Regions from separate parts of the Mus musculus genome. Here regions 2 and 3 are each linked to region 1. A link is a loop called in an ENCODE intact Hi-C map of the cell type or tissue named here. Cell type or tissue: left cerebral cortex. All regions are shown on one strand.

Evidence for each region. Hi-C counts contacts between places; a loop is a spot of excess contacts. Peaks named below come from ENCODE experiments on the same cell type or tissue, not always from the same donor. Only the 100,000 strongest peaks of a DNase experiment are listed, where the experiment ranks them.
Region 2: a loop joins it to region 1, with 3 times the contacts of the local background. A loop is called at or near these places in 24 of 42 quality-filtered maps.
Region 3: a loop joins it to region 1, with 2.8 times the contacts of the local background. A loop is called at or near these places in 7 of 42 quality-filtered maps.

What each region holds. Positions count from the first base shown.
Region 1 is chr6:67,183,658-67,191,657 of GRCm38, reverse strand. Gm38825 (a long non-coding RNA gene) reads left to right here and starts at 4,966. Exons shown (of 2, transcript XR_869158.2): 1 at 4,966-5,140. In left cerebral cortex, no CTCF peak of the experiment used is centred here; DNase peaks (open chromatin) are centred at 968, 3,836 and 4,545.
Region 2 is chr6:67,323,066-67,331,065 of GRCm38, reverse strand. All of the region lies in intron 8 of Il12rb2 (interleukin 12 receptor, beta 2), which reads left to right. Among named protein-coding and RNA genes, the nearest start is that of Il12rb2, 49 kb to the left of the region's middle. In left cerebral cortex, no CTCF peak of the experiment used is centred here; a DNase peak (open chromatin) is centred at 7,082.
Region 3 is chr6:67,545,496-67,553,495 of GRCm38, reverse strand. No RefSeq gene overlaps it. Among named protein-coding and RNA genes, the nearest start is that of Tacstd2, 14 kb to the right of the region's middle. In left cerebral cortex, a CTCF peak has its summit at 3,739; no DNase peak of the experiment used is centred here.

The sequences.
Region 1 (8,000 bases):
TATAGCAAATTGCCCTCAGAACTTAGTTGTTTTTGTTGTTGTTCTTGTTGTTTCGATGTTTGGTTTTAAACAATGAGCATTTATTATGTCAAGAATTCAGAAGCAGGCTAGCTTGATGATTTGGGCTCAGAATCTCTTATGGCTAATATGGTACCGCAGACCTGTAATTCCAGCACTACGGAGGCTGAAACATGAGGCTCCCTGGAGGAAAACCAGCCTGAGTTGCCTAATGTAGCTAGGGCTACAAATCTGATCTTATTTCATAAATAAGTAAATTTTGCTGGGGAGAAGATGGCTTCAGTAGATAAATCACTTACCATGCAGACATGAGGACCAAGTCTCCAGAACTCACAGGGAAGTCAGGCAGAATAGTGTTCATCTCCCACCTCAGTCCTCCCACGGGGAGGTGAGAAGTGGTACCCTCTGACACCTCAGTCCTCCCACGGGGAGGTGGGAGGCAAACACAGGACTGGTATAAGCAACAGAAGACAGCAAAGGGGACTGAGCTTCTGATAGAAGGTGAAGAACTAACTTTAGGTTGTCCTGTGACCTCTACTCAAATTTCTGCAGTTTACACACACCAATGAGCATAAACACACACACACACACACACACACACACACACACACACACACACACACACACATACACGCCAAACAAAGAAAATAGGGGCTTGAAGGATGGCTCAGCAGTCTCAGCCAACAGTGCTTGCTGCTCTTCCAGCGTGCTTGACTTTGGTTCTTGGCACCCACATTAATTGTCTCACAATTGCTTTTAATTCTGGCTCTAAGAGATCTGACACCCTTCTCTGGTTTTAATGGCATTTACATGCATATGTACATACCTACACTCATACATAAACATAATAAAAAATATATTTAAATAAATGAAGCCTAATACGTCTCGGTGTATTTTTAAGCTGGAAGAATCCTCATGAATTACCAAGCAGATGGATTCTAACGTCATCGTCTTCACTCTACAGATGAGTAACTCGAGCTTCAAAGATGAAAAAAGAAAATTTTCTAAGGACCCAGGTCTTGTATTTGCTTCAGCTCTATGACTTCATTAAATTCTCCCAGCATCTCTCTTCCTGTTCTTAGTTTATTCATAAGAAAATGAGGATTACAGAGACAAACAAGCTTTTTCCAGAGCTGACTCCTGCTGCTTCCTGGAGTCAAGGTCAAAATCTATAGCACACATATGGCTCCTGGGACTCTCTCCATAAAGCATCTGACCACTTAGAATAAGGCAGCCCAGTATCCGCACGGATCAAGATGAAGCTTTCTGCCTGGATAGCAAGAGGCCTTTCAGAGAGCATCTCAACCATCTTCTTTAGCCAATGGCTTACTTGAGCCAAGAATGTCAGAAGTTACACAGGGCAGTGCCCCATGTCTGCCTCTTAAAGTAGGATCACAAATTTCAAAGCATGAGGTAGTATGAGGTCCTACTCTATATCCCACATCATATGCTTGAGCCCCTATTATAAATGATGTATGTCATCATGATAGTTATTTTCATAATCAAGAATTAATCAAATTAACACTTATGAAACATTACTGTGCACTGGGAAGCTTTTCCACGTGTCTTTCCTCGGCACAGCTTTCCAGCCTGTAGTCTGCTGACATTATCATTGCATGGAAAGGCCTCAGGGGCACAGAGAAGGTAACTCATCTTCGCATGCTTAGTCAGCTGGAAAACAGCAGAGCCAGTCCTGAAATCTAGACACTGGAACCTCCACCTTATCCTTGTAATCAACATCGCTGTGTAAGAAGCTTTTCTGCCCTGATGCAGTAGATGTTGTAAATGGAGCTAGGCATCAAGCTGTCAGCTGGCAAGACTGAGAAAGAAAGAAAGAAAGTAGAGGCAGAAATGGAGTATCATCTGCAAGCATTTCAGAATGGTGTACAAAGGTGCTCAGAGTGATCTAACACAGTTAGGAAGATGGTAGAAGAGGTGAGCTTTAAATGGAGACCTGTAAGGTCAGTTACACGGTGTGTGCATCGAGACCTACGGAGGCATGCAGCTGAAAGCCAGGAACTAGGTACTGGAACATAGCAGCTTCACAAGTCCAGGGTCTGTTTCGGAGGTAATGAACGCTCTGAAACTGGATGATAGTTGCAGAAGATGGTGAGTGTAATGATGTACCAGAAGTGATTGGATTATATACTTTAAAACGAGGAATATGTGCTATGAATTTGGGGTCATTGGTGTGTAAGTAAGATGATGTCTGTCCTTCACAAATCAGGGCATCGGGTTGGGATGTGACCGGATATGACAGAACAGTCTAGGAGTAGTGAGCTGGCCCAGAATGCCTGGTGTCAAGGGCTTGGGGAGGGTGGGGCAGACACAGGTCTCAGAGCAGATACAGAAGGCAGACAGGGTTCCCCAGGACATTTTCAGCAATCCAACTTTCCTGCAACAGGACCATGCTAAGGGGTGGAGTTTTTTTTAACATAACTTTAAAAAAAATTGTTTGATAATTTTATAAAATCTATTTTGATCATATTATTCTCCTCTTCCTTCTGAGAAGCACTTTTTAAGAAAGACAAATCTAGCTGGGCCTTTAATCCCAGCACTCAGGAGGCAGAGGACGGCAGATTTCTGTGAGTTCAAGGCCAGCTTGGTCTACATAAAGAATTTCAAGACAGAGCTACAATGTGCGACAGTCTCCAAACCCTCTCCCCCATTCCAAAAAAAGAAAAAAGAAAAAAGAAAAAAGAAAAAAGAAAAAAAAAACTGATCCTTTTGTGAAGAAGGGTACTCATGGGAAAGTAGAACAGGAACTTTTATTCAACTGCTCAGGGTGTGAGATCGTCACTACACACCAAGAACAGAACCCCATCTCTCCTGTGCCTTTCATTCTTTCCTTTCGGCATTCCTACACTGAGAAGCAGTAGGTTTACGTCTTGTTCACCCCCTGGATGTTCTGCTGCTGGGGACAGTACTGTGAACAGAACAGGCGTGGCCCTGGCTGTCTCACAACCAGTGGTCTGGTCAGGCAGACTGGCAATAATGCACCCAATATGACACAGTTAATAGACTAGGATGTGACAAGTGCCATGGAAGTCTGAGGTCAGGTGCTTGCTTTGTGGTGCCTGTCACATTACCTGAAGTTAGAAGTTCTAGGTCAAACCCTTAAGCGAGAGGCTGTGAGCCTTCAAGCTCTGCTTGCTGCCAGTGTCCACACATGAGGCATGACAGTGTAACAGCGGTATTGTCTGCCCAAAGGCCTGGAGGTGAGGCAATGCTTCAGGGCATAAAGGTCAACCTCACTGGCAGAAGCTCCAGAGAGCTGACCCTTTCCCATACAGTAAATCTTGATCAGGTACCTGGTACTGATAACCTTGAACCTATCAGTATCTGACGTCAGGATTGAAGAGTTTTTGAGATGCTAGAGTGCAATGTATAGAGGAGAACACTCCATAGGAAGTGTTTATTTGTGGGGGTCGGTGGGGGATCTAGTGAACCTCAACACTGTGAAAGGCACTGCCTCTCTGTTTTCTCCCATGCCAGCCATGTAGGAGTAGGCCCAAGCTCTATCATTTCCTAAGAGTTTACTCCTCAAGAGACAGTTATTCCTTGATATTTTACAAAATAACCTTAAGGAAGTCAATAAGGTCATTATTCTTTGTAATTGTGATGGAGCACATACCTGCCAGGATCTTCATTACTGGAGATTCAGCCTGGCTATAAACTCCCCTAAGACACATGTGCCTGCATCCTGTAGTCAGGGACTGAAGCTTCCATGTGCCAGTCAATGAGTAACATGTTGGGACTACAGCCCAGATCACAGGCTGTCTAACCTGTGAGAAGTGAGGGAGACAATGAATCAATGGTTTCTGTGATTTGAGGGTGATAAAGTAGGAGCACAGAGATAAACTGTGGCTGAGGTGCAGTTTAGATGATCAGATCAGGGGCCAGGCTCCAGTGTCCAGGCCCAGATGTGATAACTGCACTGCTCTGCCCTCAGCACAAAAAGACAAATACTTGCGTTCTTTAATTTAATCCTCCTGACAATTCCATGCAGAGAGTATTTCATGAGCACTAACACTGCTGGGTAGCATTTACAAAATGCCTCACTTAGGTCACCAGTCCATTAGTTACTGTGGTGGCGGAGCTGCACGCTGGACAGGAGAGCTGAAAGTGGATAATGAAGCTCAGAAGTCCATAGAGTCAAAGCACATGTGTGGGGTAGCGCCAGCGAGGCCCAGGGAAAGGGGGTACGAAGTAGTGAACTCACTCCCTGGGTTACTCCGGAGAGATATCAAAACAACAAATAAAGGGAGAAGAGAGATCCCACCATTGATATCCCCTCAAAGACTTCTTAGCAGATGGCTGGCCTGTCAGAGGGCAGAGTGACGGGTAGAATGTCGCTCAGCAGCTGTCTCTCGCTCCTCATCCTTCCTGAATCCAGAGTCTGAAAGGCAAAGCCACCTTTCTCAGTCCCCTTTACTTGTTCTGTATGAGTCAGAGCGCCCACCACTGAGATGTATTCATAGAAGACTCAAAATGAGAGTGGATTAAAGGCATGAAAATGGAACCATCCAGGGTCCTGCTGCACTCACGAAGCCACCATTCTAGATGGAAGTGTCTGGTCCTGTGAGTCAGCAGTTGGCATAGCAGTCTAGCTTGCTGATCTAGGGCAGTGTCTGGTGCCTTTTCTGAAGGGCTCAGCCTAGTGGGTGTTCTCCAGCCTTTCCTTCTATTTTACGAAGTTTAGTTTCCGGTATCTATTTAATACTGCTACAATGATTTTTCCCCCTCTACTTTTTCCCCCAAAATCTCGATATGAAACCATCTGATGGGCATATCTGGACTTGGACAAGGCTCTTAACATTTCTGAGTTTTTATTTCTTCACCTATAAAATAGTTCTGAAACCACTTCCCATAAGGCAGTGTTGAATGAGAGTAGTGTTTTGAAACGTGCATGTTAAGAGCAGATAACAAAGTCTGTAGCCTGTAGAAACTGCCTACCATCTAACTGTGTGAGTGCTTATTCTCTCTGCAGTCCTGGGAGGAGCTCTGGTGAGATGGGCACTGAGTGTGCTCTTCCCTTTGTTTGTGAGAGTTAAAGCTAACTTGCTTGGTGACCAGCACAGGGCTTGCCAAGCTCACAGCTCACAGCATTTCCCTCTCGAAGGTTAGTGGCTTTTCCTTCCTTCTAACTGATGCTACATATTGTTGTTGGTTTTGTTTGGGTTTGTTTGTTGTATATGTTTAAATTAGCTTATAAAATGCTAGGCATCACTCTGGTTTTCTTTCCTTGAAGAAACTGGAGCCCTGGCTACCCTAAAGCTTACTATGCATACCAGGCTGGCCTTGAACACACACTAATTCACTTGCTGAGATTAAAGACCTGTACCCCTGTGTCACGCTCATTATGGATTTTACAACTTGGTTGTCCTTCTTGCCCTGTCTCTACCTTCATTCCTAGCTCATAGCCTTCTCTCCCAGTCTCTGGATGTTTCCAGGCCACATGAGCTCCCCCCCCCCCACCGCCCCCTTCTTTGCATCTCTTCTTAGCCTCTCTTGGCTTTTTTAGTTTTCTAGACTTTCCCCACGTTTACTCCTGCTTCTGGGTAAAAGATTAGTACATTAAGAACTAGGATCCACATGTGAGAAAGAACACATGCTTTCTGCTTTTCTTAGCCTGGGTCACTTGAACTAATGCTTTTCAAAGTTGTTCATTTTCCTGCCGATTTCAAAACTGCAATTTTCTTTATGACCGAGTAAAATGCAATACTATATCATATTTTCATCCATTTGTCTGTTGATAAGCTTCTAGCTGGTTTCATTGTTATTATTATTGTGAATAGAGCAGCAATGTAATGTTTTTAGGGTAGTATAGGGAGTCTTTTGGGTATATGTGCAAGGTACACAGTGGCTCTCTTTTGAATTTTTTTGAGAAAGCTCCAGACCGATTTCCATATTGGTGATGCTAGTTTGCACTCCCCCAGAAGTAAGGAAACGCTCCTCTCTCCCCATGTCTTAATCAGCGCTTGCTGTTAGTTCTCTCTTTCATTTTATGTGTATGGGTGTTTTGCCTGCATATATGACTTTACACCACATGTGTGTGTGGTGCTTGCAGAGACTGGAAGAGGGCATTGGATGCCCTGGGTCTGTAGTTACAAGTAGTTGTGAACCACTGTGTGGCTTCTGGGAATCAAACTCAGGTCCTCTGGAAGACCAGCCAGTGCTCATATGTGCCGAGCCATTCCTCCAGTCCCTTGATTTGCTTAACACGATAGTTTTTGTTTGCTGTGTGGATGAGAGTGTGGGTGTGTAGATTCCGCACACGCATGTGGAGGTTGAAGATGACTTTCAGGAGCTTGGGCTCGTCTTTCAGCAGGAGTTTCTGGGATGGAACTCGGGCTTATGCAGCAAGGGAGTTTATCTGCTGAGCCATTTCACTGACCCAGCTTCCTTGATGACAAACATTCTTGCAGGGCTGAGATGCTATCCCAAAGTTTTAATTAGCATTTCTCTGATGTTGAATATTTAAAAAGAATTCTTAGTGGCTATTGGTGCTTTTTCCTTTTGAGAACAGTAAATTCATCTCAATAAACCTATTTGTTGATTGGCTGCTTCGCTTGTGTTGCTATTGAATTTTTGTAGCTCTTTATACATTTTAGCCATTAGTACCCTATCCAAAGCAGAGTTGGCAACTGTATTGTCCCATTCTGTGGGCTGTTTGCTTACTTTGCTGATAGTTTCCTTTGTTGTGGAGAAACTTTTTAACTTCATGCAACGCTATGTGTTACTGTTTCCTGTGTTACTGGAGACCTGTTCAAACCCCTTATCTTGATGTGTGATCTCCATGTTTTCCTCTAGCGGTTTCAATGCTTCAGGTTTTGAACCAAGGTCTTAGATTTCCTTGGAAGTGATCTTTGTACATGGTGAGAGCATAGGTCTAATTTCATTCTTCTGTTAGTAGAGGTCTAGCCTTGTCAGTAACATTTGTTGAATAAGCTCTTTTTCCTCCTTTGTATGTTTTTGATGACTGTCAAAAATTAGGTGGCTTTAGCTGTGTGGTTTTACTCCTGTATGGGTCCTCTACTGTGTTTAGTTGATCTGTGTGTCTTTTTCTGTGCCAGGACCAGGTTCTCTTTGTTACTGTTAAACTGTATCATAGTTTGAATTCAAGTGTGATACCTGCAGCTTTGTTCTTTCTCTTTAAGATTTCTCTAGCCCAGCGGTGGTGGTGCACGTCTTTAATCCCAGTACTTGGGAGGCAGAGGCAGGCAGATTTCTGAGTTCGAGGCCAGCCTGGTCTACAAAGTGAGTTCCAGAACAGCTACACAGAGAAACCCCGTCTCGAAAAAAACCAAAAACAAAAAACAAAAAAAAAAAAAAAAAAAAAAAGATTGCTTTATCTATATATGATCCTTTGTGTTTCCACAAAAAATACTTGGAATTGCTTTTTTTCGAGCTCTGCAAAGACTGCATTGGACTATCTTTAAAGGAAATGGTATCATCTCTGTAGCTTACTTTTGCTAAGGTAGTTGTTTCCACGATGCTCATTATGTTGTGGCAGATGTGTAGGAACTCACTGATGATGAGGATGGCTGGAAAGTAACGAGTTAAGGATGCAACAAGGAAAGTAGTTCCGTCACCCGACATGCGTTTTCTCCGTAATACAAAACCTAACAGTGTTCTTTCTGATGCTCTGGAGACTGATCTTCTCATACGTATGTCTTGGCGCTAACCGTCCTTCCTCCTGCCATACCAAGCAAAGCTTTGCCTTATTTCATAAGAGCTTTGCTCTGAGCGTGAGCAGGGCAGGCAATGCTTTCTGAGAGGCTGCAGTGTCTGTCAATTCGACGGAAACGGGAGGAGGGAAGGTTCTACTGTGTGTCCTGCCTTTGTGCTGAGATGTGCCCAGGCGTCTCCCACACTCCTCCAGGGGGAGGCAGGGCAAAGTCCCAAATAGGGAGTCCACAGTGCTTCCTGGTCTCCTCTTTGAGTACCCTGGGTGCTGCCCGTGTTCCTCCTGGGGAGAG
Region 2 (8,000 bases), 140 kb before region 1:
TTTTTCCCATCTCTCCACCCTATCCCTGTTTAGACTCCCTTGCTCAGTATTCCCATCTCAATCTTCATATCATATGAATTATACTATTCCCTAAGAAAGCCTCTTACCTCCACCCTCAGGCCTCTGCATGACCCTTTTCTTGCATCTGAGCCTCGGCAGATTCCCATTCCAGCTTAAATACTGAAATAAAAAAAAAAATCAAACTTGGAATCCACATACCAAAAAAAAAATACATGAGATGTTTGTCTTTCTGGGTCTGGACTTTTCATTTCACTTAGTATATTTTCCAACCCCATTCATTTTTTTCCTTCAATTATAATATTCTTTGTAGCTAAGGAATTTTCCATTTGTGTGTGTGTGTGTGTGTGTGTGTGTGTGTGTGTGTGTGTGTGTTATGCACAGCACATATTCACCATCCATTCATTTGTTGATGAACATCTAGGCTAATTCCATGTGGATGTACCAGTGTGCCTGCCATAAGGCAGACACGTTGAGCACATGTCTAGGAGTGATCCAGCTGAGTCAAAGGCAGCTTTAGTGCACCTCTATGGGAAAAGCCCCATACTGATTTCCATAGTTACTGTCCCAGTTTACTCTCCTGTCCCCTAGATGGCTCCTGGCACTCTCCAAACAACAGTGATGAAAGAAGTCCCCTTGCCCCACATTCTCACTAGCAATTGTTATTCTCTGTTTTCTTGATAAGAGCCATTGTGTCAGTGGTAAAGTAGAATCTCAAAGTAGTTTTAGTCAGTAGTTCCCTGATGACTAAGGATGTTGAACATTTTTTTAAAAATATGTATTAGCCCCCTGCTCAGTTCCATAGCTCATTTTGTGAATGTTTTTATGATGTTTAGATTTTATTTACTTGTTTGTTTGTGTATTTGTTTGTTTGTTTGTTTGTTTGTTTGTATTAGCTCTCTTTGTACCCTCTGTCAGATGTGTAGCTGGCAAAATTTTTCTCCTGTCCACCCCCGTTGATGCTTAATTTACAGTTTCCTTTGCTATACAGAAGTGTTTTAATTTTATAAGATTCCATTTGTCAGTTCTAGTGTACTCCTCAATTTCTTTCTTCCATGTTTTAAGAGTTTTCATTTGTAAAGGTCTATTGTTTCCTTCCTTAAATTTATTCCAAGATGAGTTTGTGGGGTTTTATTTATTTTGTTTCTGAAGCTATTATAAGTGGATTAATTTCCTGATTTTTTTTCTCAGAATGATTCCCATTAGTATATAGGAAGATGCCTTAGTTAGTGTTTTACTGCTGCGAAGAGATACCATAATCAAGACAACTCTTATAAAGAGAAACATTGAATTGGGGCTGGTTACAGTTTCAGAGGTTCAGTCCATTATCATGGCAGGAAGGATGGAAGCATGCAGGTAGACATGGTACTGGAGGAGCTGAGAGTTCTACATCTTGATCTGCAGGCACCAAGGAGGAAACAGTCTTCCTCAGGCAGCCAGGAGGAAGCTCTTCCAGACTAGGAGGAGCTTGAGCACTAGGAGACCTCAAAGCCCACCCCCACACTGAAACACTTCCTCCAACAAGGCCACACTTCCTAATAGTGCCACACCCCGTGGGCCAAGCCCTCAAATACATGAATCTATGGGGACCAAACCTATATAAACCACCATAGAAGGGTACTGATTTTCATATTTATTTTGTATCCAGCCACCTTATTGAAAATGTTTATTAGCTCCAGGGGTTTTTCTTGTAGACTCTTTATCTTATGTACTGAACTATATTATCTGCAAATAGAGAATTTTGAATTCTTCCTTTCCTACTTGTATTTATTTTACTTTCCTTCTCTTGTCTATTACTCCAGTTATAACTTGAAGATGTCTGTGCTCATGATCTTAATAGGATTGCATATGCAACCTTTGTCAGGTTGAATTTTTTTTTCTCTATCTCAATATTCTCCAGAATTTTAAATGCCTTTTCAGCATCTATGGCAGTGATCATCTAATTTCTTTCCTTTGCATGTGTTGAACAATCCTTGCACCACTGGTATAAAGCCAACTTGATCATGACTAATGACATTTTTGTTGTATTCTGTTTAAAAATATTTTGTGGGTTAGAGAGAATGCTCAGCGGTTAAAAGCACTGACTGCTCTTCCAAAGGTCCTGAGTTCAAATCCCAGCAACCATGTGGTGGCTCACAACCATCTGTAACGAGATCTGATGCCTTCTTCTGCTGTGTCTGAAGACAGCCACAGTGTAAAATAAAAATATCTTGTTGAGAATTTTTACATTTATGTTCATCAGAGAGATTGCTCTATAGTTGTCATATACTTTTCTTTTGTTATTATGTCTTTACTGTGTTTGCTATTAAAATAAACTGGCTTTGTAGTTTAGAATCTTCCTTTCCCTCTCATTTTACAGAATAATTTTTAAAAGTATTGGTGGTAGTTCTTTTTTAAAGCCTTGTAGAATTTTACAATGAGTCCATATGAACCTGGATCGTTTTTAATTATGGCTCCATTTTCATTGTTTGTTACAGGTCTGTTAAAATTAGTTCTCTTATCTTGGTTTAAGTTTTGTAGTTCGTAGACATCTAGAAAGTTATCTATTTCCCTTTTTTCCCAATCTAGTGGGATGTAGCTTTTAAAGATATAGCTTTATGATTTTCTGCATTTCGTTGGTATTTCCTGCCATGTCTTTTTTTATTCTCTAATCCTATTATTTGAATTTTTATTTCTTTTGATTAATTTGACTAAAGATTTTTCATTATAATTTATCTTATCAAATAACCAACTCTATTGATTCATTTTTTTAATTCTCAACATTAAAATTTGTTGGGTGTTAAAGTAATATTTTGGCTATATTAGATTAAAGAAAATACTGTATTAAGTTAATCTCACCAATTTCTTTTTAGTAGAATATCTTTTATTTATTCTTTGAAATTTTCATACATGCAAACAGTGTATCATGATCTTGTCAGTCCTCAAGTCCCTTTTCTCACTTCCCTCAGGAACCCATCACATCTCTCTCCCCACTTCATGTCCTCTCCTTTTTTTTTCTTTTTTTCTTTTTGTAACCCAATAAATCCACAATTGACTGATATTGTTGGCTTGAGGTTGATCTTCTACATGTCTTGTGCAGGTCACTATAATGACTTCATGAGTACGATGAGCATATTGTAGTCAGAACACAGAGTTTCACAGAATTCATCTCATCCACTGGCTCTTATAGTCTTATTATTATTATTATTATTATTATTATTATTATTATTATTATTGGATGTTTTCTTTATTTGCATTTCAAATGTTATCCCCTTTCCTAGTACCCCCCCCCGAAAACCCTCTATCCCTTTCCCCCTCCCCCTGCTTCTATGAGGGTGTTCCCCCACCCACCTACCCACTCCCACCTCCCTGTCCTGGCATTCTGCTACACTGGAGCATGGAGCCTTCACAGGACTAAGGGCTTCTGCTCTCATTGATGCCTGACAAAGCCATCCTCTGCTACATATGTGGCTGGAGCCATGGGTTCCTCCATGTGTATTCCTTGGTTGGTGGTTTAGTCCCTGGAAGATCATGAAGACTATGGGGGTGGGGGTGGGGGTGTCTGGTTGTTTGATATTGTTGTTCTTCCTATGGGGTTGCAAACCCCTTCATCTCCTTCAGTCCTTTCTCTAACACCTCCACTGGGGATTCCATGCTCAGTACAATGGTTGTCTGAGAGCATCCGCCTCTGTACTTGTCAGGCTGTGGCAGAGCCTCTCGGAGATAGCTGTATCAGGCTCCTATCAGCATGCACTTCTTGACATCCACAATAGTGTCTGGGTGTGGTGACTGTATACGGGATGTTTCCCCAGGTGGGACAGTCTCTGGATGGCATTGCCATCTGTCTCCACACTTTGTCTCTATAGTTCCTCCTGTATTTTGTTCCCCCTTCTAAAGAGGGACATAACAACAGAAACTGAGGAAATTCTTATATTCTTTCTACACCCTCTTCTGCAGTGTTTTCTGAGTCCCGGATATGCATCTGATATAGATGTCCCCGTTAGAGTTGAATACTCAAGAGTAACTTGTTTTCAGTACTTTAGCTGCTGACCACTGCAGAGAGATACTTCTCTAGACAAGTTTTAGTCAGCACTAATCTGTGTTTAAATATTTAGAAGCTAGTTTAACATCATGTCCATCGAGCAAGGCAGCAATAGTAGGGTCTCTCTAGGGCCTTTGGTCACCTCAACCATGGGTTTCTGTCCAGGTTTACAGTATCAGGCATACGTTCCTACTGTGTAACAGGGCTCAAATCTCATCCCCAAGTGGCTGGTTGCCCCATAACCTTCAAGTCACTGTTTCACCAGTGGACATGTCATCCCAACATGTCTTGTAGCATGCAGGCTTTTCTTCACAGCTGTGTGCACAGCACCTTCCAACACTATGAACATTGGTCAGCAAGGAACACGTTTTTCAAGTCAGTTCCTGTTTGATTTCTCTATGTCCTATAAGCAAAGTATTTCATTTCTTACCATTTAATTCTGGTGAGCAACCAAGAACAATAGCAATGTCAATAGCCTGTGTTGTTTGGGGAGAGTTATTTGGGGGAACTTCTATCCAATAACTCATGGGGAAATACCCTGTACCTGGCACTGAGATTTTTATTTAATAAATATCTTCTATGGAAACATTGCCACCCAGGCAGAGCACCTGTGTTCAAGGTCCTTTTTTCAAAAAATGTCATATTTTTTTAATTAGCCTACAAAGTAGTGGGTTTTTATGGGAGTTTTTCATACATCCTTAGTTCCAGTTAACCCACACAAACTCCCTTCCCTCCCATGTTCCTCTTTAATTGTTTGTTAGATTTTTAGGTAGGGTCTCTCTATGTAGCCTTGGCTAGCCTATAACTCACTATATAGACCAGCTGGTCTCAAACTCACAGAGTTCTGCCTGCCTCTCACTCCAGAATGCTGGCATTAAAGATGTTTGACATTATATCGTACCCAATGTTGAGTTTCTTGGGTTCATTGTAGATTCAAGATATAAATCTCTTGTCTGATGTATGACTAGCGAACATTATATGGGCTACATTCTCACTTGTTTGGCAGCTGCACAGAGCATTTTAATTTCCTGAAAACCCAATTATTCACCGTTTACCATATCTTCTACACAACTGGAGTCTTACTCATAAAATCGTATTCTCTCCTTCGGCATTTTCAGAGATTTGGGTCTTGAGGTCCTTGATCCATTTAGTGTCAATTTTTGTATAAGGTGAGACAGTAACTTGGGGGTTCTTTTTCTTTTGCACATAGATATCCAATTTTCCTATACCCATTGTTGAAGAAGCTGTCTTTTCCCAATATGTATGTATTTTTTGGCATCTTGATCAAAATTTAGGTGATTTTAGTTACATGGACTTGTACCTAGGTCCTCTATTCTTTTTCTTTTACAAAATATTTTTATTTTTATTTTTTATTATGTGTGTGTATGTGTGTGTGTGTGTGTGTATGTGTGTGTGTGTATGGATGTGTGTGTTCATGTTTGTGTGTAGATCAAGACTGTAATGAATGCTCAGAAAGGCTAGAAGAAAGCTTCAGAGCCTGTGGCTTGAAGGAAAATGGCCCCTACAGGCTCCTTGGGAGTGGCACTATTAGGAGATGTGCTCTTGTTGAAGTGGGTGTGGCTTTGTTGGAGGATATGTATCACTAAGAATGGGCTTCCCAGGTCCAATGTGACAGTTTAGTCTTCCTGGCTCCTTCTCAAATACAATGTCTGCCTGCATGCTAGCGCGCTTCCCAACAAAAATGGACCAAACAAGAATGGACTAAACCTCTAAACTATAAACTAGCCCCCAATTATACGATTTCCTTTATAAGAGTTGCTGTGGTCATGGCATCTCTTCACAGCAATAGAAACCCTAAGACACATCCCCTGGAGCTGGAGTTACAGGTGGTCTTGAACCATTTATATACATGCTAGAAACAGAACTTGGGTCTTCCACAAGAGTAGTGTGTGCTATTATCTACTGAGTCATTTTGCCAGGCCTCGGGGTCCTCTATTCTATTCTGTTTATTTGCATGTCTGTTTTTGCACTAACACCATGCTGTTTTTATCACAGTGGCTCCATAAACTACCTTGAAATCAGCTTGGGCAATGCCTTGAGCAGGATTCATGTTGCTCAGGATTGTTTGGCTCTGTAAGGTCTCTTGTTTAATTTCATAGGAATTTCAAGATTTGTTTTTTATATTTCTGTGAAGAATGCAACTGGAATTTTTGATGGTATTGCACTGAATCTTTAGGTTGCTTTTGGTAAAATGACCATTTTTACAATATTGGTTTGTCTGATCCATGAGCACGGGAAGCCTAGTGTCCTTTTCAATTTCTTTCTTAAGTGTTTTAAAGTCTTCATTATAAAGAGAGTGAGAGAGCTTGGTGGGTGAAAGTGCCTACTGTCAGGCCTGATGGCTTTAGTTTTATCCTTGGGGCCACATATTGGAGGAAAGAACTGACTCTCACAAGTTGGGCACTAGCCACCATACATAAACTATAGTATACTCACCTATAATACACAAGCTAATGAATACACAATAAATAAATAAAATGTAATTTTAAAAGTTAAAGTTTTTACATCCTTAGTTTATTCTTTTATTTATTGTGAGATTATTCCCCTGGTTTTTGGTTTTTTGTTTTTTGTTTTTTTTTTTTTTTTCAGTTTGCCCATCATTGATACATAGGAAAGCTAATGACTTTTGTGTGTTGCTTTTGTATCTGGCCAATTTCATGAGAGTTTATCAGTTCTAAATGTTTTCTGATAGAATTTTTAGGCTCTCATACATACAATCAGACAGTCTACAAATAGATATACTTTAATTTCTTACTTTACTATTTGTACTCCTTTTATTTTCTTCTCTTGTTGTTTCTTTCCAGGCTTAGACTTTTCAAGATCTGCTTTAATAATGGTTCTTAAATGCTTCAATCTCCCTTATAGCCCACTAACCAAAGGCAGGGGAGAGGAAAGGTTACTAGAAGACAGGAGATGTGGAACTGTTTAGAATTAGTTCTTTGGGGCAACTCCACACATGAGTCAGTAGTGGCAGTCCAGTCCAGTCAGCAAACACCAACCACGCATAAGTAGTAACAGCTTAATCCAGAAAAAAACTTTCAGGCTCTGCCAAATCAGCACTAGTCCCTGGAAGCAGCAAGAAGCATCCAGAATAGCACAAGAAATTCTTTGGCATTTTTTTCTCTATGAAGTCACAACAAGTGACCAGCAAAGCATTACAAGATAAATCAATGCAGGAGTGCCGTTCACTGCCTGTAGGGTTCTACTTATACGCTTTCTGAACATCACATGTCCTCTCAAGTGTCCGCCTCAGCAAAACATCCTCTCATAAGACCGCTTCCAGAAAAACACCACATGACACAACCAAGTCTCCAAAGAAACCAGAAATTTCCACTTTATTTGTTTGTTTTAGCTAATATTCTAACACTATATTGAATATGAGTGGATTAAGTAGATATGCTTGCCTTGTTTGCAGCTATCTCACTTTAAACATAATGTCGGCTGTGGATGTGTCTTATATATACCCTGTAATGTGTAAGACATTTTTCTTCCATTTCAAATTTCTTCAGAGCTTTTAACAGAAAGGATGCTGTATTTTGTCAAAAGCCTTTCCTGCCTTTATTGGGATGACTGTGGTTTCTGTCCTCAAGCCCTTTTATATAATTTATAACATTTATTAGGTTTTGTTTACTGAGCAATTTCCGAATCTCTGGAATAAATGCTACTTGACCAAGGTAAATGATCATTTTTATACGTTCTTGAATTTGGTTTGCAACATAGTGTTTCTTTGTATTGTGTTTTTTATTCATTTTTATTTTATTAACTTTATCACTACTACTAATTATTTCTTCCCGATTATCACTTTTAGGTTTGGCTTGTTCTTGTTTTTCCAAATCCTTAAGATTTATTTTTAAATTATTCATTTTAGTTTCTTTGATTTTTTTTTAATGTAGGCACTTAAAACTACAAAGTTCCCTCTTAGGACCGCAATCATTTCATT
Region 3 (8,000 bases), 360 kb before region 1:
AGTTACAAGCAGTTTTGAGGCATTGACATGGGTATTGGGAACTAAACTTGGGTCATCTGGAAAAGCAACAAGTATTCTTAACCTCTCTCTAGTCAATAAATATAATCTTTAACTTGCAATGTGCAAATTATTTTTGAACAAATTTTATTTACTTATGAATCCTTAGTTAGCAGCACTAAGTAAACACTGCACTTAAAATTGTGTCATTTTTCTGCTTCACCTACTGATCTCAACACTTACCCTTCTTTCCTGTTTTTATTCCTGATGATGTGTTTGAACTCTCAATCTTCTCACCTCAATTCCAGAATGCTAGTTTCATGTATGTGATATTATACTGAGCCGGAATTATTTTTCCAGCAATTCCATGTTGTGTTTTTAACTTTGTTCCTCAATTTTTGTTTTTTGAAAAGTAGAGTTTATCTTAGGACAGGAGCTAGTGTCCTGTTGATCCAATTAAAGAATACATGAGGCTTCCAATGTAGCTCAGCTGGTAGAGTGTGTGCCTACCATGGATGAAGCTCTGGACTCCATTTCCAGTGTTGCAGAAATCAGGTGTGATGGTGATAGTTCCAGTACTGAAGAGGTAGAGACAGGGAATCAGGAGTTCAAAGTCATTCCTTGCTACATAATGAGCTTGGGATATGTGAAAGCCTCCCATTTGGGGGCAGGAGTAGCAGTATACACTGTTCTTTAACATTTGATTGATTCTTTGTGAATTTCACATTATGCATTCCAATCCCACTCTTCTCCCCAGCCCTTTGTATCTTCCCTCTGGCATTGCAAACGCCCCAAAAGGGGTGGGGGGACAAAAACATCTAATTGTGGTGGAAGCTGTAGTGTGTGACAATGTGGCCCACAGAATACTCTTTTGTCCACACTTTTTTACTTGCAAATGTTCATCATTGCAGTGAGAGTCTTTGGTTAGGTTCGAGGCCTCTGATTTCTGCTATGTGACCAATACTGGATCCTCATCAGGACTCCTCTTAGATATCCTGTTATTACCCTGTGTCATGGAGACACTGCAGCTTTGGATCTATAGAACCAGTCCCTTTCCATGCTTCAGCAGTTCACAAATGGGATAGATGGTGGGGTGGGCCAACTCAAAGCCCTGTATTTGAGCATGAGTAGTCGCTGAGATGATCAGCCTGTCATTCTGCATCCATACCATCAGTGCAAGCCCTATGTCAGCTCTCTCACTCAATGCTGCATCCAGCAGGAGGCAAAGCCAGCTCTTCTACTCTCATGTCCTGGGGGTTGGCTCACTTGCACCCACACCAGCAGGGCAAGGTCTACTGTGTTGCTCAGGCAAGATACAGGCCCTGATGTCCTGAGTGCTGTAGCTGGTGAGGAAAGGGACAGCTCATGACCTCAGGGCCATAGGACCTGCCATAGGTGGAAAAGGGTAAGGGCAGAGCTCCCTAACCTACACCACTTCATGAGAAACAAGTGGCTGGGTCACATCTCCCAAGCTCATGCTTTCAGGGACAGCTCATCCCCACCTCCACCCTGACACCAGGGCTAGCTCCTCTGTGATGCCCAGGAGAGGTGCAGGGCCTGTTCTTCTGCTCTCATGATCCTGGTGCCAGCACTCTGGACAGTTGCAAGTGGCAAGGGTTGGGGTAGGGGTTATTTCTTCTTCACCTGTTCCACCAAATGGCAGACACACTTGCTGCTAACTCATCTGCAAACCCCCTGCAACCAGGACCAGCTCTACTGGGTAGCACACAGTTTTAACTCCTGCATTCAGAAAGCAAAGACAGATGGATCTCTTTAAGTTTGAGGCTAACTTTGTCTATGAGGCCAGCCTTGTCTATGTTGGGATTAAAGGCCAGCCGTGGCTACATAGTGAGATCCTTCTAAAAAGGGTGGGGTCTGGAGAGAAGGCTTGGCAGTTTAGAATACTTGTTGCTCTTGCAGAGAACTTCGGTTCCATTCTTAGTGCCCTCATGGTATCTCACAATCATCTGTAGTCCCACTTCCAGGGAACTTGACACCTTCTTTTGACCTCTGAGCGCACCAAGCAATCACATGGTATACATACATGCAGGCAGGCAGGAAAGCACACATAAAATGTAGAAATCTAAATAAAAAAGTGAGGACTTTACATGCCTCTCAGTAAATTTTTCTAGTTTTACTGTTAAATTATTCAGCAGCTGTCTGGATGCCAGCATGTTTCTACACTACTAACAGAATAATAGGAATCTGTGTTGTCAGAGATATTACTTTTGGCTGGATGGAGCTAATTTTAGAATCTCCCTGATTATAAATAAAGCTGTCAACTCTCTAATATACCATTAAAAAAAATTTAAGAAATCTGATAGTTGCCAAACAGGGTTTCTACCCAAATGTTCTGGCACTAACCCTGCTGTCTGCCAACCATTTCATCCGCAGTGTCCTAGTTAGGGGTACTATTGCTATGATGAAACATGATTAAGAGCAACTTGGGAAGGAAAAGGTTTATTTGGCTTATTCATCCAAGTCCCTGTTCATCGTTGAAGGGAGTCAGGACAAGAACTCAAAGAGGGCAGAACCTAGAGACAGGAGCTGATGCAGAGGCCATGGAGGGGTGCTGCTTACTGGCTTGATCCGCATGCTTTCTAATAGAACCCAGGACTACCAACCCATGATTGACCCCACCACCATGGTCAGGGACCTCCCCCATCAATCACTAATTTAAAAATGCCCACGAAGGAGAAGAAGAAGAAGAAGAAGAAGAAGAAGAAGAAGAAGAAGAAGAAGAAGACCACTGTTGTTTCCTAACCTCAAAATCTCCCAGCTCAACTATCAAGAGTATATTTTTCTGAATGAACTTCAGATTGCTTTCTAAGATTTTCTACTTCAATGTCACTAGCGAAAACATCTTAACATAACCTCACTAACAATTTAATTTTTCAAATTCTTTCTAAGGGTGGTGGTCACTGCTGACAATATACATTTTGAAGGTCTTTCCTAGGGTGACGACTGAACCTTTTACCTGTTCTAACAGTAAGGCTTGAGGAAGATCACGCACTTTTATTGTGAGTGCGGATGATGTCGCCCAGTGAGGGGCTAGAAGCCCCCTTAGAATCTTCACACAACACTTAGATTAGGAAGGATGTGAAGACTGAGAGTACCACAAGCAGAGCTATGCTCCATGACAACATGAAGTCCTCAGGACACTTAGTCCTCAGGGATCTGACTCTCTCAGGGACAAGCACGGTCATGCTAACTATTGGGCCACATTCCATGGGTTCTAAAGCTGTTCCTCTAAAACTGGACTCCACAGTAAATGGAAATGGCCAGTGGTTTTTGTTTGCTTCTTTGCTTGTTTTGTTTTGGGAAGCTGCCATTGATATTTCATTTGTCCTATTTTTATGTCTGCTCCTTAACATCTGCTACTAAATTCACATCTTGAGTATTTCTATTTATGTACACATAATCTTGAACTTGTCCTAAATGCATCTAAGGAAACTTGGTAACAACAGCTCACATGTGAGAGTCAAAGTAAAAGAATGTCAAAGGTCAAATGTCAGCTTTACCACAGAGTGATAATTTCTCCATATTTTTTTTCCAAAAGTGAATAAAGATGTTTCATTTTTAAGTTATGGTGGAAAACAATTAAAATTTGAAATGGGATTTACAAGGTTCCTGGAGCTCTCCCTTCCATGGTCAGCTGTAACTTTTCCTGTTGCTTTCAGTGGATTAGATTCCACTTCCCTTTCCCTTAGCCTTCCATGACTCAGGAATGCAATTTGCTCAGGCATCCAAGAGGTGGAGCCACAGTTCGTTTTGGGCCCTGTACTTTGCTTGAACATTTTATATGTATCTTACAGTGACCATTCTTAGTAGAACTGTGCCATGCTTATATTCACATACTATGTAATTGCTTATATTCCAGAAGACTGGGACTTGTTAGTTGATAATGAGAATGACAAACTAACAGGTGAGGAATTCTGAGTATTAGCTGGGATGCACAGCTTAAATGACTAACTACTAGCTCACTGTGCCAGAACCAGTTCAGTCCCCTATCATAACCCACTAGGAACATCAATAGCAATAGGCACAGCTGCCAAAAATACGTTAGAAACTTTTGTGCAAAGTCTGTGAGCTGAAGGACTGATTTCATTGTCCGTTTTCATATTCGCCTTAGTTAACCAGTAAGAACTGTGGTTTACCCCACTCCACACCATCAAGTCTCTCTAGCTTCTTAGAGCAAAAATGTCAGGGTATGCAAGGCACAGGTTAACATGAAGTTTTTCTCTATCGTTTTCTTCCTTATTTGAGACAGGGTCTCTCACTAAAGCTGGAGCTCACTGATTTGGCGAGACTGATCATATTCACATGTGTATGAGGGCTCATATGCCAATAGGTACATAAATACTATAGACACTCACACACAAATAAAAAAGCAGTACTACTGGTGACTTAGTTTTTTTATGTGTACTCAAGCCATATTTTACTTATACCTTTGCTGGAGCTGGACAGATGGCTCAGTGGTTAAGAGCACTTGCTGTTCTTGCAGAGGATCTCAAGGTCTCTTTCCAGCACTGATATGTCTGTTCGCAAATGTCTAAAACTCCAATTTTCAGGGAATTTGATGCACAATTCTAGACTTCTTGGGCATTACAACCACATGTCACACACACATACTTTCAGACAAATACTCCTACACATAAAGTAAAAACAAAAAATTAAAAATAATTAATCTATATGTGTTCATATCAGAAGTGACACAGAAGCAATGAAGAAAAAACATGCATTGAGTAGAAAGTTTTCTCCTATTAACTTAGCATTCTCTAAGTTTAATATTTTAAGTAATTTTCTATCCGATCTGGTGAGCAAACACATTGCGTTGCTCTGTATTGGTGTTGACTAGAACCTATGCAAAAAGAAGAGGGTGGGATATCAGATACATTTTAGCTTTCTTTGCTAAGAACTGAACAAAGTCCTGCTTTCAAGTTGTCACAGCCCTGTGGGAAAGAGTTCCTCTGGGAAAGTAACGTTAGGGGGGCAGACAGCAGCCCTCAATGACCCTCATGAATTTTAAGGACAGTGACTGCTGCTACTCCAGTCTTCCTGGACAGAACCTGGGCCATGCAAGTCGAGTGCCTTCTCCTAGTTGGGTAAGTGTTTTTCAGTCTCAAGCGATGCAGCTAATTCCTGGCATGGGAGTGAAGTGATGGTGAGAGGATGAGAGAGAGCTTTGAGAGGGAGGATGCATTGTTGAATGAACCTAGAATAGATTTGGGTATCACTACTTTTTATTCAGCTAGTGCCTGGCTATTTCAGTGTTGAAAATAATGCTAAGTTAGCAAATGCGTTAACTGTGTGCTGTTGTCTGGAAATTAGAAACTAAGGTTGTTCCAACCGGTACTAGGTAAAAATTAAAAGTACACAAGTGCTTCTGCAGAACTGATGTACTATATAAAAATCAAAAGTAGACCAAATTAGGTCTGGGGATATGGCTCAGTGGTTAAGAGCACTGACTGCTCTTCCAGACTTCAATTCCCAGCAACCACATGGTGGCTCACAGCCATCTGTAATGGGATCTGATGACTACTTCTGGTGTGTGTGAAAACAGCAATGGTGTACTCACATACATAAAATAAATAAATCTTTTAAAAACAGACAAAATTAATTTACAGCTTTCAATGTTAGACAGTGGTAACATCTGAAGAGGAGCCCCTGAAAGGCTTCTGAAGTCCTGATCATGTTCTGGCTCTTGACCTAGAGGATGGCTACATGGGGGTTTCCAGAAATAATGCCACATTCCAGTGACTCAGTGACCCTTGGTTCATATGATATTCATTCAAAGGAAAATGGCTAGTTAACAGTTTCCATTTTTGCATCATATAATGATACCAGGACATGTGTGTGACTAATGATGGCAAGTTTGTTTACTTGGGTTTTTAATGATGGAGACAGTATAAAACTGTCCCTGAAGAAACCTGTTTTTATTGTCTATCTGAATTTTTTTTTTCCTGGCATTGATTTGAGTTGTTGCCTGCTTTTGAAACTCTAGGTTAACAGATATCCATAGACTAGTTGGGTTAATGCGCTTAGCTACAGGGCTGGTCTTTCTAACTTGGAACATTCATGTGGTGGACACATCAAGGCCAGCAAGCCAAGTTATGGTCTGGTCTATGTAGCACTTCAGTAGGATGGCTGACAAGAGACAATCTGTGCTACCAAACTGCTGGTGCTCCTGAATACAGAGGTCTTGCCCGCGCCCAACTGGCCAGGAAGAACGACGCTGCAACAGGATCCTTCTGCACACGTTTATTCAGTCCTATTTCTTCTTTCTCTATATCTCCCTTGTTTATATCTCCCTTGTTTATATCTCCCTTGTTTATATCTCTCCCGAACCCTGGGCCTCTCACTCTTAAATAGTCTCAGTTCCCATCCACGCACAACAGGCCACGCCACCTCACCAGGCACGCAGCTTCAGCTAATCAGGGCAGCAGGGGCATATCTCCATCAAAATGGATTCACCGGTATCCTGGTACACCTGCGCAACTCTCAAGATGTTTGTGGCTTATATGAGGAAGTCAGGTGCAAGTCATACGACTTAGCTGCAGTCCCTGGCGCCTTTGGGACTGCCGCCACACCCGATCCTCACACAGAGGTAAGCCAGAGTCGTGTACTTCTTCCGTGTTTCTCAGAGACTGTTCAAGAACATTCTGAAAGTAAACCTTTTTGTTCCAAAATTATAGGTTAAAAGTGAAGTGTCCCAGTTCCTCTTTAGCACTTGATTTCTGCCACAACAAGCATCCATCCCATCACAGTTGACCATCCAAATCAGTGGAGTATCTACGAAGCTTTCTCCAAGGAACTGCTGACCAAAATAAGCTAGTGACCACACCCAAACATTGTTCTAACTATAACCGTTGTAGCATTATTGGCAGACAAGGCATTCAAACTGAGACCTACCTATGATAAATCAGTAGAAAAAAAATGGTAGGTGTCATACTATGTGAGTCCTTGAAATGACTTCATTCATGTTTTAAGAGGTGTGGCTTTGCAATATTGTATGTGATAAAGGACATTTCTTAAGTTTTGAACATAAAATGATTACATAAATATCTTTGGTATTTGAGACAGTGTCTCACTGTGTGGCCCCAGGTTGCAATTCTCTTACCTGTGTATCTTGAGCGCTGGTGTTACAGGCTGACAGAGACATGGAAAGAAGTATTAGAAAGATGTGTCAGTACATGTGGTTATAGATAGTGGCTTTAATCAACATAAACAGTGGGGTTTTAACACAATTTAAATAGAGAGAGAATGAAAACACTTGGAAGGGACTACCTTTTAACCATACAAACTCAGGAATAACACTTGGAAGGGACTGCTTACATTACTATTTAACTGTCACTGCAGTCAAGAACATTTAGCTTCCATTGAAGGGCTTTAGATCCATTGATGTGGCTCTTTGATAAACTGCTAGGATAATTTTTTTTTTTTTTTGAGACAGGGTTTCTCTGTATAGCCCTGGCTGTCCTGGAACTCACTTTGTAGATCAGGCTGGACTCGAACTCAGAAATCTGCCTGCCTCTGCCTCCCAAGTGCTGGGATCAAAGGCGTGCACCACCACCGCCCGGCAGGATCAATTTTTAATTATTTATTCACATACTTGATGCACAGAATTGGAACATGGAGCTGTGAATATTCTGAGCATGTGCTCTTTCACTGAGCCATAACTCTGGATAGGTCCTCGCTAAGGTGTTCTTTAAGCAGCAGACAGTAGATGGTTATTCTTAAGAACCCATTGCCTTTGCATAGGCCAAAAAGTTATTTCTGCTGCATTCACAGTACACTAAGTCCTTATAACAAGAATAAATTATTGGTGTATATTAAAATTGTGTAGTGCTTTTAATAATAGATGGATACTCACTGCTCTACTAGTACATTGACTTCAGTGATGTATCAGTATAACTTTGTGTGCAACTGTCTAGTTCCATGAAGAGTGATATCACACATCTCTAAGTCCCGCTGTAGGTCTCATCACATTTGTGTTTCTGTAA